Linked DNA regions of Homo sapiens: region 1 is linked to region 2. The links are chromatin loops, found by intact Hi-C in ENCODE. Cell type or tissue: ovary. All regions are shown on one strand. Each heading gives the region's core, and the rest is flanking DNA. Links, peaks and the distances in the headings are about the cores only. Region 1 overlaps KIF5C (kinesin family member 5C). Region 2 overlaps ORC4 (origin recognition complex subunit 4).

Region 1 (8,345 bases), core at 225-8,224, 1.1 Mb before region 2:
ACAGCCATGGTTTCTGTTACTTTTGAACCTCAGGAAATAATGGTCGAATCTTTGCTATGCATGAATTGTAGCAGAGTGCAAACCTCCACCTAATGGAAGCTGTGTTTGTTGCTGATGCAGAAAGAGAACTTTAGAACAGGTACTCTTTAAACTCAACACATCATAATATTCTCGACTCTGATCTCATACAGCAAAGTCAGTGTCAGTCTGAGACCTGGACGATTCAGAGCACCCCACTGGGCCCTCCTCTGGCTACACCCTACTCCACTAAGCAAAGAGTTCACAGGCCAAAGGAACATGTCCATCTGAACCTATGTCCCCTATAGACCACCCTCAGAGTACTGGGGACCTAGAAACTTCCTACTCCAGGTCTGAAGGCCAGGGCTGGCACTACCTCTTCCTCACCCATTTAAACAAATGGCAGCCGGCATCTAACAGTTCCATCAGTTCACACCGGGTGCAAAAGGGAGTTGGACATGGAGCTGGTATGTCCAGCTTGAAAGAGAAGAGGGTGGGCTGCAGGCCATGGGGTCTCCATGAGTACCCTTGCCTTGGCCCCGAAATGTTAGAGGCAGGCTGGCCAAAACACATGCTTTTGGTATCATAGATGACCTAGAAATCACAGATGAGGTACACTGTTGCCTAATGCATATCATTTTTATTTTAATTTTTTATAAATAACAACTATATAATCATAAAAAAATAAAGTTCTAAAGCAAATCCAGAAAAAGTGGTGTAAACCATAAACCAATCTATGGACTATTTCCCCCTGATATTCCTGGTCTTAGCTGCAGGAATGCAAAGCACAATATAAATCCAACTCAGCATTTTCATTTTCACTTAACTTTATACCATTAGACTTTCCCAATGGCTAGGTTTTTACATTTTTTATAAGAGCTGCATAATATTATTCCATGTAACTTTATCTTATTAGTCTATCAATGGATATTTGGGCAATTTATTTTATTATAATGCAAAATAACACTGTCTTCAATACCTTGCATAAAAGCTTTTAATATTTTTAATCAGGAAATGAGAATACCATATGAAATAAATTTTTTTCATTTTCATTAACAATGAAAAATACTGTCAGTGAAATTACTGGACTAAATTATACTTACATTTTTATGGTTTCTGATTTCCACGGTGCTTCCCAAAAGGACTGACCAAATTATACTTTTATCAACAATGTATGAATATATCAATTTTACTATCACATATTAGCACTGAATAATCTTTTCAATACATTTCTGCTTATTATGCTGGTTATAAAATGGAACCTTGTGGATCCATTTTAGACAGAGAGGTTGGAGATGTTTCTATGATTACACATTATTATGGTTAAAAGCATACCAGAATAAAGTGTGCTTTTGTCCGCCTCAGTATTATTTGACACACCAATCCATGTTGGTATCTGTTTCCTGTTTACTCCAAATGACAGCCTATTTTAATGCCTGGCATAAAGCAGCAAGTAGTATACAACTAGACCCCTCCTGGAAACGTCAGACCCAAATACCAAGCTCAGATATCAGTGGTAGCCCAGAAACTGGGTTGCTGTTTTCTGAAGCTACCTTATTAAACTGAAAATGCCACTCCAATAGGAAGAAGAGCAGCCTTACTCAATAGGCAAGTGAAATGTACCCTCGGGCTTGAAAAGCCCTTGAAGACATGGGTTTTGGGTTCACACACATTTTTTTGAGTCCTAGCTCTGTCATTCACGGGCTGTAGGTGTTTGGACAGACATTTAGTCTAAATCTCAGCTGCCTATCTGAGGAATAATAATAAAACCTGCCTACCAGGATTTTTTTCAGATTAAGTGAGAAAATGCATGTGAAGTACTTAGCACAGTGTATGGTACATAGTAAACACTCAATAAAATGCCACCTGCTACTACTACTATTAGTAGTAGTTTCTGTTTTTCCATATTAAAGTGGACCTATGGTAGAGATTAAAAGATGAGGGAATATTGCCTTACTTACAGGAGTTTTAGAGATTCCACCCAATCTTTTACATTCATTAGCTAGCTAGCCATCCATCTATGGATGGGTAGATAGATATATCCTCGAAAAAGGGAACGGACTCAACAGAATTCATCTATTTCACACAACAAAATGTAGCCCTAGGAATAGACCTGGGCTGCCATCACCTGGGGAGGCCAAGCTTACACAAAGCAGTCCCTCAACTAAGCCTAAGGTGCACCATCAGCACCAGCAAGGGCATGGAGGGAGCAGATCTCAAGACAACAAGAGTGCAATGATGGGGAAGGGAAGGGCCCACCTGGGAGATGAGCAGCTGGCAGGCTGCCAGCTCCCGCTCGCTGGCATTCATCTTCCTGTTGGAGTCCATCTGGGCGCTCTCGAGCTGTTTGCTGCGGTTCACCAGGGACTTGACCTCTGACTTCATCTTGCTGATGTACAGGCGGGCCATGGTAAACTCCTCCTCAATGACTCCATTCACATCTGCCAACTGAGCAAAGAAGGGGACACACTCAAATGTTGCCCACAATTTCCATAGGTTCACGGACTCCCTGGAAACCTGCCCCTGGATCCCCAAGGTGTCCATGGATTTCTGGTTCAGAATCCTAATTAAAGGACAAGCGGAAAGTACTAAACATTCAACCCCAAGTTCTCCTACACCTCAGGTGAAACTTTCAGTTGAAACCCCCTACTAAATATAATCCTCAATTAACTAGGTTTTTCATTACCATCAATTTTTAGAAAGAGAAATGACAGCATAAGAAGAAACACTGAAGATTTTTAAAAGGAGATAACTTCAAAAAGGTATTCCATTCAATGTCTTACACCTTACATCTCTGTAACAGCAGCGACACCCAATGCTCCGAAAGGTGATGCTGAATTCCTATAAAAACTCAAATCAAAACTTCATTAATGTTCTCTATAGTGTGCTTATTCAGGTAGACAAGTAGTGTAATGCCTTGAATATGTTTCTATAAACAAGGATTGAAATAAAAAGGTGTTTCTATGTAGTCCTCAATTAAACAGAAAATCGAATAAATAAGAATGTACTATGAATTACCAAAGGGCTTCTTGATGAAGGTTTCTCAGCATAACTTTTCATTACTACTACCAGTCTATTTTCCTTTGCCTTTTCACACCTGTTCCTTCCAAACAGACAGTAATCTAGCTCATTATTTAAGATCATCTGAGAACAACAGTCTAAATCCACCTTAGAAAAGAAGATTCTGACAGCCAGCATTCCCGCATGATCTATATTTAGTTTCTAAGTTTCAAAGCTCTACTTGAAACAAAAGTTGAAGCAAGCTACTTGGGATAGAAACCCATCCGCTGAAATGCAAACATGGTCTTTAAGAGCAATTGACCAAATGAGCAAGTAACTGTGTGCATATTTTGTTTAGCCACCAGAGTGCAGCCTAGCACCTTAAGAGAAAACAAAGAGCCCTGTCCAGAATCCAGCGCAGAAACACAGGCTTCCACTGGTTGAAAGACAATGACTCCAACCGTGGTTTTTTGATGTTCCACAGTACACTCTGAGTGCCCACCTATGTCGTTATTGATGTCATTCACTCATCATATCACTATCTGTTCAGTAAACATTTGAGGGCTAAAAAAATGGAACCAGGTATCAGCCCTGAAATTTGGTAGCAAATATGAAGTACACTAGAAACTGCTGAGTGCCTGTAGTTTGGCATCAACCTTACCATAAGAATTCAACAACAATATAAATAGCCAACACACATATAGAAAAGGCTCAACATCATTAATTATCAGTGAAATGCAAATCAAAACCACAATGTGAAACCACCTTGCTTCTGCAAGAATGGCCATAATAAAAAAAATAAAAAAAAATAGATGTTGGCATGGAAGTGATGAACAGGGAATGCTTTTACACTGCTGGTGGGAACGTAAACTAGTACAACCACTATGGAAAACAGTGTGGAGATTCTTTAAAGAACTAAAAGTAGATATGCCACTCAATCCAGCAATCCCACTACTGGGTATCTACCCAAAGAAAAGATGTCATTACATGAAAAAGACGTGCATGTTTACGGCAGCACAATTTGCAATTGCAAAAATATGGAACCAGCCCAAATGCCCATCAGTCAATGAGTAGATAAAGAAAATGTGGTGTGTGTGTGTGTGTGTGTGTGTGTGTGTGTAAAATCATGGAATACTACCCAGCCATAAAAAGGAATGGAATAGTGGCATTCGGAGCAACCTGGGTGGAATTGGAGACTATTATTCTAAGTGAAGTATTAATAACTCAAGAATGGAAAACCAAACATCGTATATTCTCACTCATAAGTGGGAGCTAGCTATGAGGACACAAAGGCATACGAATGATACAATGGACTTTGGGGACTTGGAAGAAAGGGTGGGAAGTGGGGTGAGGGATAAAAGAGCACACACTGGGTACAGTGTACACTGCTTAGGTGATGGGTGCACCAAAATCTCAGAAATCACCACTAAAGAACTTATCCATGTAACCAAACACCACCTGTCCTCCAAAAACCTACTGAAATAAAAATTAAAAATTAAAAAAGTTCAACAATAGTACATGTCAAGTGACTCCAGTGTCAACAATACTGCAGAATGTATGTCAACAGCAAGAAAATTGACAAGTATCTATTTCTGACTCTACCTTCATGGAGGTCCTTGTTAAACCCATTTTACTTCCGACTGCCAAAGATCTGCCTACCAAAACCACTCCTCACTATATTCCTTTTCTATTCTAATGGCATGGAGACACTGGGTGAGAAAAGCATGCAATCTTTAAGTTGAGTGTGTTCTGCCACTGTCTTTAGTCCAGTGTAGGAGAAGGATGAGAAACACCTTCCTGAGCCTGACCAGGTGTATCTTACATCTTGTCCAGCCTCTGCAGAAAGACAAAGTAAAACCCATCTCTTCCACATGGAATTCACAGCCTACACCAGCTCCTGGTAGGAAAACGCTGCTGAGCCAGAAGCTCTGGCACCCTGGGAAGAGAATGAATTCCTCTTCTTTTCCAGGTCTGTCAAAGTAGGACACTTTGTCTTTTATGCCTAGATCCCATGTAAATTGAGGAAGAGTAAAAATATAGATATGTATAAAGATGGGCTTCCTCCAAAATAAGAGCTAGACATTTCTTCTCCCAAACCAGAGCTATAACTTCTGAAGCCAGTTCCTGTCCTTGGAGATCTAAAAGGAGATTTTGAGTTTGTGCCTGATGGATAAAAACAATACCCCTAACAAAGGGGTTTTAACTGTGAGGTTTCTTACCACTACAAAGTTCATATATTTAGTGGTTTCATGTTCAAAAGTTTCCAGTAATTTCAGGACACTGTTATTTAAAAAAAAAAAAAATCAGTTTGCTGCTGAAATTTTATTTATAACTGTCCCAGAGTCTGATAATGCCCCCAGTAGTACATACTAGACCATGGGATCCAGTATCAATGACCAACCCAGGAGAAAAGACCACACCGTCATGAAATCTATGGAAGATGTGGCCTGCTGCTTCTACCTGCCTATACAGGGAGTCATCCCTACCTCTCCACCTCCCTACCCCCATCTCTCAAGCATGGAGTGGCTGTGCACGATGATGAACTACTGCCATTCCTAGGCCACACCCAAGGTAAGTAAGGTGCATGTTCACATTTAAAGTCATAAAAGTTAGAATGGGACAAAAAGAAGTCAGTGTGGGCCAAAAGAAAATAAGGCAGCCAGTCCAATTCAGTTCATTTACTCTACCTCAACTTCTATTCAGGTTCTGGCTAAATTCCTTTGAAGGTAGCAAGGTAAGGTAGGCCCCAAGAAATACAAATAAAATCCTAACCCCCCGAATGACTGAACAGACCCCCTCGTGGCCAAGGAGACCCCAGAGAAATGTTAAATACCGAGTTCCAGCCCAGGACAGATTGGGAAGTTGGAAACGCCTGGTCATACACCCTCCCTCGCCAATCAGCATTAGGCTTTCTTCCCCAAGGGTTAAACAGAAGCCAGCCCTTTTGAAATATTCACTCCACTGCTTCACTGCTGATAACCACAGCCTGCCCCTGCCCCTCTCTTTTGCAATTTCAACACAACCACCAACCAAAGTTCCTTCCCCAACGAGAGACCACCAACCATGAAGTGGTTCTGGTTCTGGCCAGGCTACTAAGGCTGCACACAGCCTTCATATCCTCTGCTTCACCCTTTGATGTACAGGGCCTAATTATAATACATTTAAATGTTAAGTCTCCAAATAAAAGTGAACATGGGACCCATGTTGCATACATGTTTTCCTACTACACATGCACATGCCACTCCTTCATGAATCTTCATAGCTCCTCCTGTAACCTGTTGAATAAGTTTATTTGGCCACCCTGTGAAAAACATAAGTCCCTGTCATTCTTCCCATCCTCAAAGTGCTTCTTTCTGGCTTCTGGCCAAAGGCTACACTTCCCAACCTGTAAGAGTGGCCACCCTGCAGGCTGCAACCCATTATGAAAAATAAAGCTCTCCTTTCCAAATGTATGGACCTCATCATACTTCTGTTGACAGTTCAGTGCCACCAGTACATGAAAGGAAGAGAAGGCTCACTCATAAACTTCGATAAAGTTAACATTGGGCTCATCTTGTTATATGCTGGACTCATCTTGTTTTGTTGATGAAACAAAATGACTGGACTCTGGAAATGTTTCAAGACATGATTGAGCTGGGGATATATGGGTTTTTCTGTTTTCTGGCTTTTCAGAGCTGTCATATTCTAGAACTGTGGACTGGGGAAGGCTCCAATAGTCATATTTTTCCCCCATCCCAGAGCCCTACCAGGAGGGACCTTGTGAAAATTAAATGGCATTTTAGGAATAAAAATACAAAACCACTGAAACAAATTCCCTTGATCTGTTCATTTTCCTATATCAAAAGAATTACTATATCAATTCATAGTCATGACCAATAAGAAAAGTACCTGTACCTATAAGGATAAATCTAAAACAAATGTGCAGAAGTCAAGTAATTTCTGAGCCGACAATTTTTGATACTGTCTGAGCTTATCTTGTCATTTTATAAATTAGAAAAATGAAGCCCAAAGAAGTACAGTCACTCATCCAAAGTCATACAACTACTCCCTTAGCTCTTATCACCCTAATGATGAACTCATAATTATATGAAAAAAACCAGAATGATAGAAATGATGGCTATCAATGAAATTAACTAGGACATCCAATGTCTGGAATCCAAAAATAATCTCAAAAATATCCAATTGAGTATTTAAAAACAATCTCAATCTCAATCATAGTTCAGATTCCCAAAGGTAAAGACTCTTTTTTCAATACTGAAGCACCCAGACACTCCTGATTTCATTAGCATTTTCATCAGCTCTATTTTAGAACTTAGCATAAAAATACCTTCTTCCTTTATCGTTATCAGCAGCAAGCATCAACTTCCCATATATCAACTCCACCTTCATATTGTGAGGCCATTTAATCACCTCACATCGAATTTTATTGCTCAACACCAATGTATGGTTCAAAAAATTAAATCTTCAAATATAAAATCACCAAATTGAAGCTTAATAAGATTAACTCTATAGTATCTGAGAAGTCTGTGCTAGAATTAGATTCATTCACAAGGATTTATGAAATAATCAGTTACAATAAAGGTTCCATGAAAGAATGGTTACATTTACGAGCGGTCATGTACTCTAAGCTGGGACCTGTTACACCATCCAAAAACGGCTTTCAACATTTCCCAGAAATAGTCTACAAAAGGAAGCCTGATCTTGGGAGCATTTTCCAGTATTTAACAATCCCAGCTCACGACCTGAGTGTCCCCACTAAGCAGACTGATGTAGAATTCAGCCTTTTAAAGATAAAATGGCTAAATTCAAAGAATTTGGTTTCAGGGAATTGTGACATGTAAGGTAAGCAATGTAATACCATTCCCCAGCTCAACAAAATCAACATATATTCATCAATGACTCCTTTGTATAAGATGCTGTATTATTATAAAGCTATGGTGATCAAAACATTGTGGTATTGGCAGGAAGATTTGATCCATGAAACAAAATAGAGAGACCAGAAACTGCCCCCACATACTTTTGGGGGAGATGGGGACATTCATTATCTTAACGGTGCTGATGGTTTCATGACTGTACACATACGTCAAAATTTCTCAGACTGTATACTTTAAATATGTGCAGCTTTATGTAAATTATACCTCAATAAAGCTTTTTGTTTTGTTTTAAAAATGTCTCTACCCTGTCTTTTTGGTTAATAACAACAATAGCCTTTCTATATTCCAGCAAATTGTTACCTGTTCTGGGCTGATACCATTTTTAACTCTATCTCTTCCTTCTATTCCTAGTTTCTGGACAACTTTATACCACCCCTATTATCCCCACATCTC
Region 2 (8,345 bases), core at 188-8,187:
ACATACTAATTAGAGAAAGTCTAGTTACCTAATGCACAGGAAGACATGTCCAAGGTTGTTTATTGCAGTCTTGTTTATAATTGGGAAAAAAAAAGAAATGAAAGATGTCTGTCAATAGGAAATTAGGAAATGAATAATCGTGGATATATACAAAGAAATATAATGAAAAAATGAATAAACCAGAATTGATACTGCCTCAACATGGGTAAAACCTCACAGTGAAGAGAGTTGTGAAGATACAATATATTTATATAAAAGTTGAAAATTACTCTGTTGTATAATACATGTATATGTAGTAGAAGTATTAGGTTGGTGCAAAAGTTACCATTACTTTCAGTGCCCAAAATGGCAATTACTTTTGCACCAACCTAATAGTATAGACATACTTGGTTGTTTTATGTGGGGAAGAGTAGAGTCCAATCCGGAGGAGATGGGCTTCAACTCTAAAATCATATTTCTTAAGCAGGTAAAGTAGTCATAGATATTTATTATTCTCTGTTGCCTTTGTATATGTTAAAAAAAATTTATGCCTTTGTGTCCTCATAGCTTAGCTCCCACATATCATATCAGTGAGAACATACGATGTTTGGTTTTCCATTCCTGAGTTACTTCACTTAGAATAATAGTCTCCAGTCTCATCCAGGTCACTGCAAATGCTGTTAGTTCATTCCTTTTTATGACTGTGTAGTATCCATAGTATATATATACCACATATATATATATATCCATATATCCATAGTATATATATACCACAGTTTCTTTATCCATATCCATAGTATATATATACCACAGTTTCTTTATCCACTCGTTGATTGATGGGCATTTGGGTTGGTTCTACGATTTTGCAATTGTGAGTTTTGCTGCTATAAACATGCACATGCAAGCATCTTTTTCAAATAATGACTTCTTTCTTTTTCAAATAATAACTTCTTTTCCTCTGGGTAGATGCCCTGTAGTGGGATGGCTGTATCAAATGGTAGTTCTACTTTTAGTTCTTTAAGGAATCTCCACATTGTTTTCCAGTGGGGCGAGGGATAAAAGACTACAAATATGATGCAGTGTATACTGCTCAAGTGATGCATTCACCAAAGTCTCACAAATCACCACTAAAGAACTTACTCATGTAACCAAATACCACCCATACCACAATAACTTATGGAAAAATGAAGTTAAAAAATAAAAATTAAAAAATTAATAACTAAAGGAAAAAGGAAAGGAGAGAGAAAGGGAGGGAGCACTGGCAATCTAGGTCCCAACCAGTAGGAGAATGAAGGACAAGGATTGCCAAACTCTCTGCCCAGCTAATCAGTTGCGCCCTTGTTAAGGTGAAGGAGAGTTTCTTGGATAATTATATCCCAAATATTGCATGGCACATACTACTAAGAAACTATTTATTGTTTATTTGAAATTGAAATTTAACCAGAGGTCATGCATTTTTATCTGCTAAATCTTGTAACCCTAAATGACCAAATTTAACTTTCATGAAAAATACAAATAAAGAAGGAAGGAAGGAAATCTTCAAATACTTGAGTAGCAACTCTGGTCCAGGACCTCTGTTCATTTTTGAACAGAGAAGCAGCACAAGAGAAGGAGACTGTGCTTTCAAGGAGAGTTATTCCTGAGTATAAATGTGCTATTTTCTTTTCTTTTTTGTACAATTGAACATAAAACAGCTAACTTCTGTCTAAATTAATACTAACCTGGCTGGATGATTGGGTGGTGAAAAAGTTAACAAGTAAGGCGTAGATCTGCCTTTTGGGCTTGTGTTTGGGGCTTTTATTAGTAAGTATTCTTAATTATTTTCAGTTTCTTCTCCTTGACCTACTCCTCTTTAAACATTGTTCTTCCAAGCAGTAAGTAAACAAGTTATGCAACTGGGATGGGTTAGAGAGAGCAGCAGGAACTTTTTTTATGCTTTACATCTGCAGTTATGTGACACACAAATTGAAATACTGTATTTTAATACAACTGAATTTGAGAATACCTTCCTAAGCATTAATATTTACTCTCCCTTAAGAATTAACTATACAAATTCAGAAGTTTTGCACAGTATCTCCAAAATGCCCATGTAAATACGTAATTGTTTTTCTGATCTGTCTTTCCCTAGATGCTTGCTTTAAATCGAGTAACAGCATCGCACCCATTTATGACTGCCGTAGATCTAATGGAAGCAAGCCAACTGTGTAGCATGGACTCGAAAGCAAATATTGTACATGGTGAGAACCCAGCCTTATTTTTTAAATTGTGGTTTTTAAAACTTTGAATTTAGATAATGGAATGTTTTTAAAATTACAATTAACGTGGGCATAATGCTTTATAAAATACTTTCGTATCCATATAGCCTTTAACTTAGTCCTTTTAAAGGTACTATCACTCCCATTTAAAGTGAAAAAAAAATTTGACGCTCTGCCTCTTTTGCCACATTGGAAATCCAGGTAAGACTGTGTTGCTGATGTTATCATTGTATCAAGAACTACTGAAGAGCATTCTCTGGGTTTCAGTCATTTTGGGTTTGTTATTTCCTTTTCCAAATGTAATGAACCTTTTCCTCTCCGGGGAAAAAAGGAATACACAGATTTGGATATAATTTCCAGGAGTTTAGGAAGTCTCTAGATAAATCCTACGCAAAGGCCCTGTGTGATTTAAAGTCACATAACAATTGAAGTTTATTTTGTTTACTGTGGGCCATATGGTGAGTGCCTGATAATATTTCGCCAATCTTTGTGACATTTCTAAAAGTTTAAAAATATCCTTATTTTGCAGATAGGAAAAAAACTAAGCTCAGGGAGGTTAAGTAACTTAAATTTATATAGATAATTGAAACACATTGAAATCTAGAAGAATCTTGACCTTCTTCACCCCTCAGAACCATAGATCTTTCACTATATTGTATTCTTTGGAGAACAGTTATTTCAGTCTTATATGTCATTAAACTGATAGTTTTTTTTCCCTTTTACTGTAGGTCTATCAGTCTTGGAAATCTGTCTTATAATAGCAATGAAACATTTAAATGACATCTATGAGGAAGAGCCATTTAATTTTCAAATGGTCTATAATGGTGAGATGAGACTTAAGTAGCTTTTTTCTGACTCTTCCCCACTGCTTATTTGAAGGTATAATGTTGTCATTGCTTTCTACTCAGAGTTTCAGAAGTTTGTTCAAAGGAAAGCACATTCCGTTTATAATTTTGAAAAACCTGTTGTCATGAAGGTAAGATTTAGTTTGCTGTCATTTTTCTACAGACAAGTATATTTTTTACATCCAATTTGATTATGTATTAAAATTGCACTTTCATTTTTAAACATTAAGTATTATAGAGATTTTTTTCAAAACAAGAAAATTATCTAAAAATGAAATATTTTGGAAAAATCTGAGGAAGTGACCGGTTGTTTTAGTTTGTGGAGGTATACTGCCCTCTGCTGTCTCTTCAGAGCACTTGCATCCCGAAAACAACTATTCAGTATAGTGTGTGATATAACCTTTCCCTTTCCAACCCAAGGATTGGCTTTTATAATCTCAGCAGTAAAAGGAGAAAACAATGAAAATTAGAGCCATTAAGAAACTTAAAAGACAAAATCTTATTGGCCTGTGAGGGCATACAGAGAAAGTGTTATTTGGGGGCTGAGTCATGAGTTTTACAACTTCAGGACTTCATGTAGATTACCATTGTCCACTACAAAGATAATGTGAGCCATGTAATGTAGTTTTAAATTTTCTAGTACCTGTAAGAAAAATAAAAAGGTTTAATTTTAATTATATATTTAATGCAACATATCAAAAATGTGTCATTCTATAATCATTATAGAAGAACAGTAAGGTATTTTACATTCTTTTGAATTAAGTCTTTAACATTTGGTGTACATTATATTTAAGCACATCTCAATGGCCTAAATGTTTACTGGAAATTCTTGCTGTTTAGATTCCATAAAATGTATAGCTGAGAAAGTAAATTTACATTTTGAAATTGTTCTAAACATGCTCAGAATTTTCTAATAGAACTAAATATCCATTTTTAAGTTTAAAAAAAAATTGAGTCACACATTGAAGTGCTCAGTAGCCTAGCGTGGACAGTGCAGCTCTTGAAGATTTTAAGGAAAGAAACTTTTAAAACAGTGGATTCCCCAAGTCCATTGGCATCCCTTATAGGCCCTAGTAACCAGAATTTCATTTCTTGTAGCAACAAAAATGAGTACAGAGCATTGCCATTTCTTCAAAGAAACAGGAAAAGTATTTTACAATACTGGAGGGTTTTTTTCCCCTAATAGTCTTATTTTGTGAGAGCTGTGAAAATGGAAAGGTTACCCAAGTATTTAAATTTTTTTTTTTTTTTTTTTTTTGAGATGGAGTCTCCTGTCGCCTACGCTGGAGTACAGTGGCGGGCGCAATCTTGGCTCACTGCAACCTCTGCCTCCCAAGTTAAGCGATTCTCCTGCCTCAGCCTCCTGAATAGCTGGGATTACAGGCGTGCACCACTATGCCCATCTAATTTTTGTATTCTTAGTAGAGACAGTGTTTCACCATGTTGGTCAGGCTGGTCTCAAACTCCTGACCTCATGATCCGCCCACCTCGGCCTCCCAAAGTGCTGGGATTACAGGCGTGAGCCACTGCGCCCAGCCTGCATTTAAATTCTCAATAATTTGTAGCTGCTCATTTCTGAATTTTCAATTATGAAGTATTTTGCTATTTAGAAATGTTTTAAATCTGCACAGTTCTATTCAGCTCTTAACACCTGCAGCCTCCAGTATTTTCTCATGTTCAGATATGAAGGTATCTGAGCTGTTTCTCTATCAGAAGAATTTATGTGATACATAGAGAATATGTTCCAGTGATGTTTTTTACAGTGAGTTGTAAGAATATAATAGAATCCTCAGGAATCTATTTCAGTGTATCATTATTTAATGGTTAGTATATCATGATTTAATGGTTTTTTTTTTCATAACCTAATAACGTACCTAACACAACACTCAAGGTTAGAAAAGATATAATAGGTGAATATTAAGGATAAGAGGAAGTAGACAAGAAAGAGCCCTATTAAGATGGGGAAGATGGAAGAAGGTTGTGACAGTCTCAGTCAGACTTCTTAGAGGAAACAGGAGCCTGTCCCTTCTCCTCCATGTCCATACTAGCCTGCTGAATCCTTTACTTACAGGATCAGCTGAATATGTCTAGTTGACTCAAGGGTCTTTTTCTGCCTCCCTCTGTTACAGCTGTGTTACCTTTTTACATAGCAAAGCAAAAATAGAGACAGACAAAATATAAATGCAAATCTGAGTAGCCTAGGGAATTGATCAGAAAGTCTTATCTGATTCTTAGGTTTTTACAGAGAACTGGAAACTATTTATTAAAGTACTAGGAGGAGCTATGATAGAGAATGAGGCTAGGAAGAAAACCATATTGTATATATTGAATTAAAGTTTGCCGTGTTTACATTCAACAATATATGGACAAGTAAGTGTGCACTGACACTGTTTTACCTGATAATATGAGTTTTCATGGGGTTGTGAGAGTTTTTTTAATCCTATTGATTGTTGTTACATTTTGCTTCCCAGTACTCTGTTCTGCAGCTGACCAAAATGCTAACTGTTCTCTGGGAGAGAACAGGAGAGTTGTCACTCTCCTCTCCTATTCAACCTAAACTATTTCTTTCATCTTTCAGGCTTTTGAACACTTGCAGCAATTAGAATTAATAAAGCCCATGGAAAGAACTTCAGGAAATTCACAGAGAGAGTACCAGCTGATGAAACTGCTTTTGGATAATACTCAAATTATGAATGCTCTGCAGAAATATCCCAACTGTCCTACAGATGTGAGGCAGTGGGCAACATCCTCACTAAGCTGGTTATGAATATAACCAGTGACTTCAACTTTGGCATTTCATTCATACTTCTGTAGAGAACGGAAAACTATTGTCCATTAACATGATATGCTAAACATTCTATAAACATTCTTGTATTTATGTGAGACTTGCCCATCTACTGTCTTGGCTGTGTCTTGCCTTTTAATCATGAACAGTTACATGATTTATAATTTCACTGATTGAGATTACTTTGTAAGTAGCTGTTCAGAAGAATAAAATATGACTGTTTTAGGGACTAGACCATGTGCTTTTTTAACACTTATATATATAATGGTCTATTTGAAGAGCTCACTTCAACCTAACAGCTAGATGTCTTTACAAACCTTAAACCAAAGGAGTAAAAAAAACAATGGTAAGCACTGAAGTATAATAAGTAACCTTTGGTACAGCAGGTTTGCTGCAGTGTTTTTTTCTGTCCACATGCAAATTTTGGATTCTATCCCAGACCCAGGTTTTCTAGTTCAGAAGACTAACCAGCTTAGTCAGAAGATGGTTCCATGGAAGAAAAAGGCCAAGGAGTTTGAAGATTTTTCTTCTAGACATCTCAAAATGTGGTACTCATACCATCCACATCAGAATCCCTTGTAGGATTTTCTAAAATTACAGATTGTTGAGCCTACCATAGGTCAAAAGGACTGGAATTTTCCTTCTTAACAAGTATAGTCATGGCACCACGTAACATTTTGGTCAATGACATTGTATAAAGGGTGGTCTCATAAGATTATACCATATTTTTACTGTACCTTTTCTATGTCTAAATATACAAATGTTTTACCATTGTGTTACAGTTGCCTACAGTATGATTACAGTAACATTCTGTACAGTGCTATAGCTGAAGAGTAATAGGCTAGGCTATCTGTATAGCCTAAGTGTGTAACAGGCTATATACATATCATCAGGGTCTGTGTAAGTATACTCTGTGATGTTCATACAGTGATGAAATCACCCAAAGACACATTTCTCAGAACGTAGCCCCATCATGAAGTGACGTGACTACCAGAGATTTCTGGAAAAGCACTCCCAAAAGTAATGAGATGTGTATGGCAATGTTAACTGAACCTGTTTGTATTAAAAAGTAAATCCCTATGAGGAATGTGGAAATGTCCGTCAAAGCATTGTCTTTTAAGTAAGTTCCAAGATCCATGAATTAACAGAGGCATATATTTAAAATGAAATTTAATGAGCACTTAGTGACTTCATTTGTTCAAGAATATTTGATTTCCTATTGTGTGCATGGGAGGTTTACAAAAGACAGACTGTCCCTATGCTTGTGCAGCTTACAATCTATTTAACTATTAGAGGCCCTGTGAGATGTAGGCAGTTATTTACAGATGAGAAAACTAACACAGCAGTGGCAATGCTGGGAATGGCCAACAGGCTTGGAATTCAACTCAGTTTAGCACCAAAGCCAGTGCTATTAAGACCTGAAGTTCAACAGTGGATTCCTTACCAAATAGTTTTTAAAGTATGCTCTAAGGAACAATGTTTTAATGAAATCTTGGATACAAAGTGGAATAAAAGGTTTCTGAGCATAAAGTAGCTCTTCAGTAGTTACAACCTATTCTTTTGCATACATAGCCTTTCCTTCCCTGCAAAAAGTTAAGCCTGCTAAGTATTCAGATCCCTGTCATTTACTTCTCAGCAGTCTCATTCAAGCTAAGGCTTGCATACTCAATCTGTGCCGTAGTCTACACATTTTTAGGGGATATTTCACCAAAATACTTGACATGGTAACATCACTATTATATACTAGAAGCAAGAATTTTACACTTATGCTCTAAGTGATCCTTTTAAAAATTTTCTGAACTATTTGAGGAAAGTATTATTTGTCTTAAAGGGTAACAGCCTCATGAAATGACTTGAGGATTCCAATTTCTTATTAGCTTAAGATGTCACTTAAAAGCTGACAGCCCTCATCTGTCTCATTGGCTACATAAGAGCTGCAGAAGATCCATCAATAACCAAGTATAAAGAAAGATTTTAAGACTAAGTACCAATTGAGGTAAACATGAAACCGTTATAAAGCAAATTAAAAAAAAATACATTAGGAAAAGTTACACAAATGAAGTGTACGCCTATTATATTCCCAAGGCATTTTTGTGGGGAGGAACAGTGCTGCTTGTTGGCCTTTCCATATTCCCTCATACAAAAATGCTAAAATCTATTCGCAAGAGTTTTGAGCTAACTTCGTCTCTTAAATTGCTTTAATTGTCATCAATAAAAACAAATATGAAAAACCCTAGTTTAAAAAGCGGTTCAAGAATAATGTAAACTTATACATATAGCTTATTTTCTTCATTTACTAGAGGAGGAAAAATAGAACCAAAAAATGCATGAACTCCTGCTTTTCAATCTGATTACCTCAAACTGAAAAGCAGGTGAAAGGAGGAATATTTCAGTGTGTTTTTACATCTGAATCCAAGGGATCCAAGTGGCCCAGCAGAAACGGAATTCTTGTTAAAATGACTGATTCTCGTGCATGTGAAA

The links. A loop is a pair of places that touch in the nucleus more often than their neighbours do. Peaks named below come from ENCODE experiments on the same cell type or tissue, not always from the same donor. Only the 100,000 strongest peaks of a DNase experiment are listed, where the experiment ranks them.
Region 1: it touches region 2 in a loop (14-fold over the local background); 78 of 110 quality-filtered maps call a loop at or near these places.

The regions. Positions count from the first base shown.
Region 1 is chr2:148,985,131-148,993,475 of GRCh38, reverse strand. KIF5C (kinesin family member 5C) reads right to left here. Exons shown (of 26, transcript NM_004522.3): 16 at 2,278-2,466. Among named protein-coding and RNA genes, the nearest start is that of LYPD6B, 49 kb to the left of the region's middle. In ovary, for the core only: a CTCF peak has its summit at 3,382 (motif pointing right); no DNase peak of the experiment used is centred there.
Region 2 is chr2:147,933,011-147,941,355 of GRCh38, reverse strand. ORC4 (origin recognition complex subunit 4) reads left to right here. Exons shown (of 14, transcript NM_181741.4): 11 at 2,108-2,216; 12 at 2,963-3,058; 13 at 3,143-3,210; 14 at 5,658-8,345. The coding sequence ends at 5,846. Among named protein-coding and RNA genes, the nearest start is that of ORC4, 84 kb to the left of the region's middle. In ovary, for the core only: a CTCF peak has its summit at 3,425 (motif pointing left); no DNase peak of the experiment used is centred there; H3K27ac peaks cover 1,236 bases.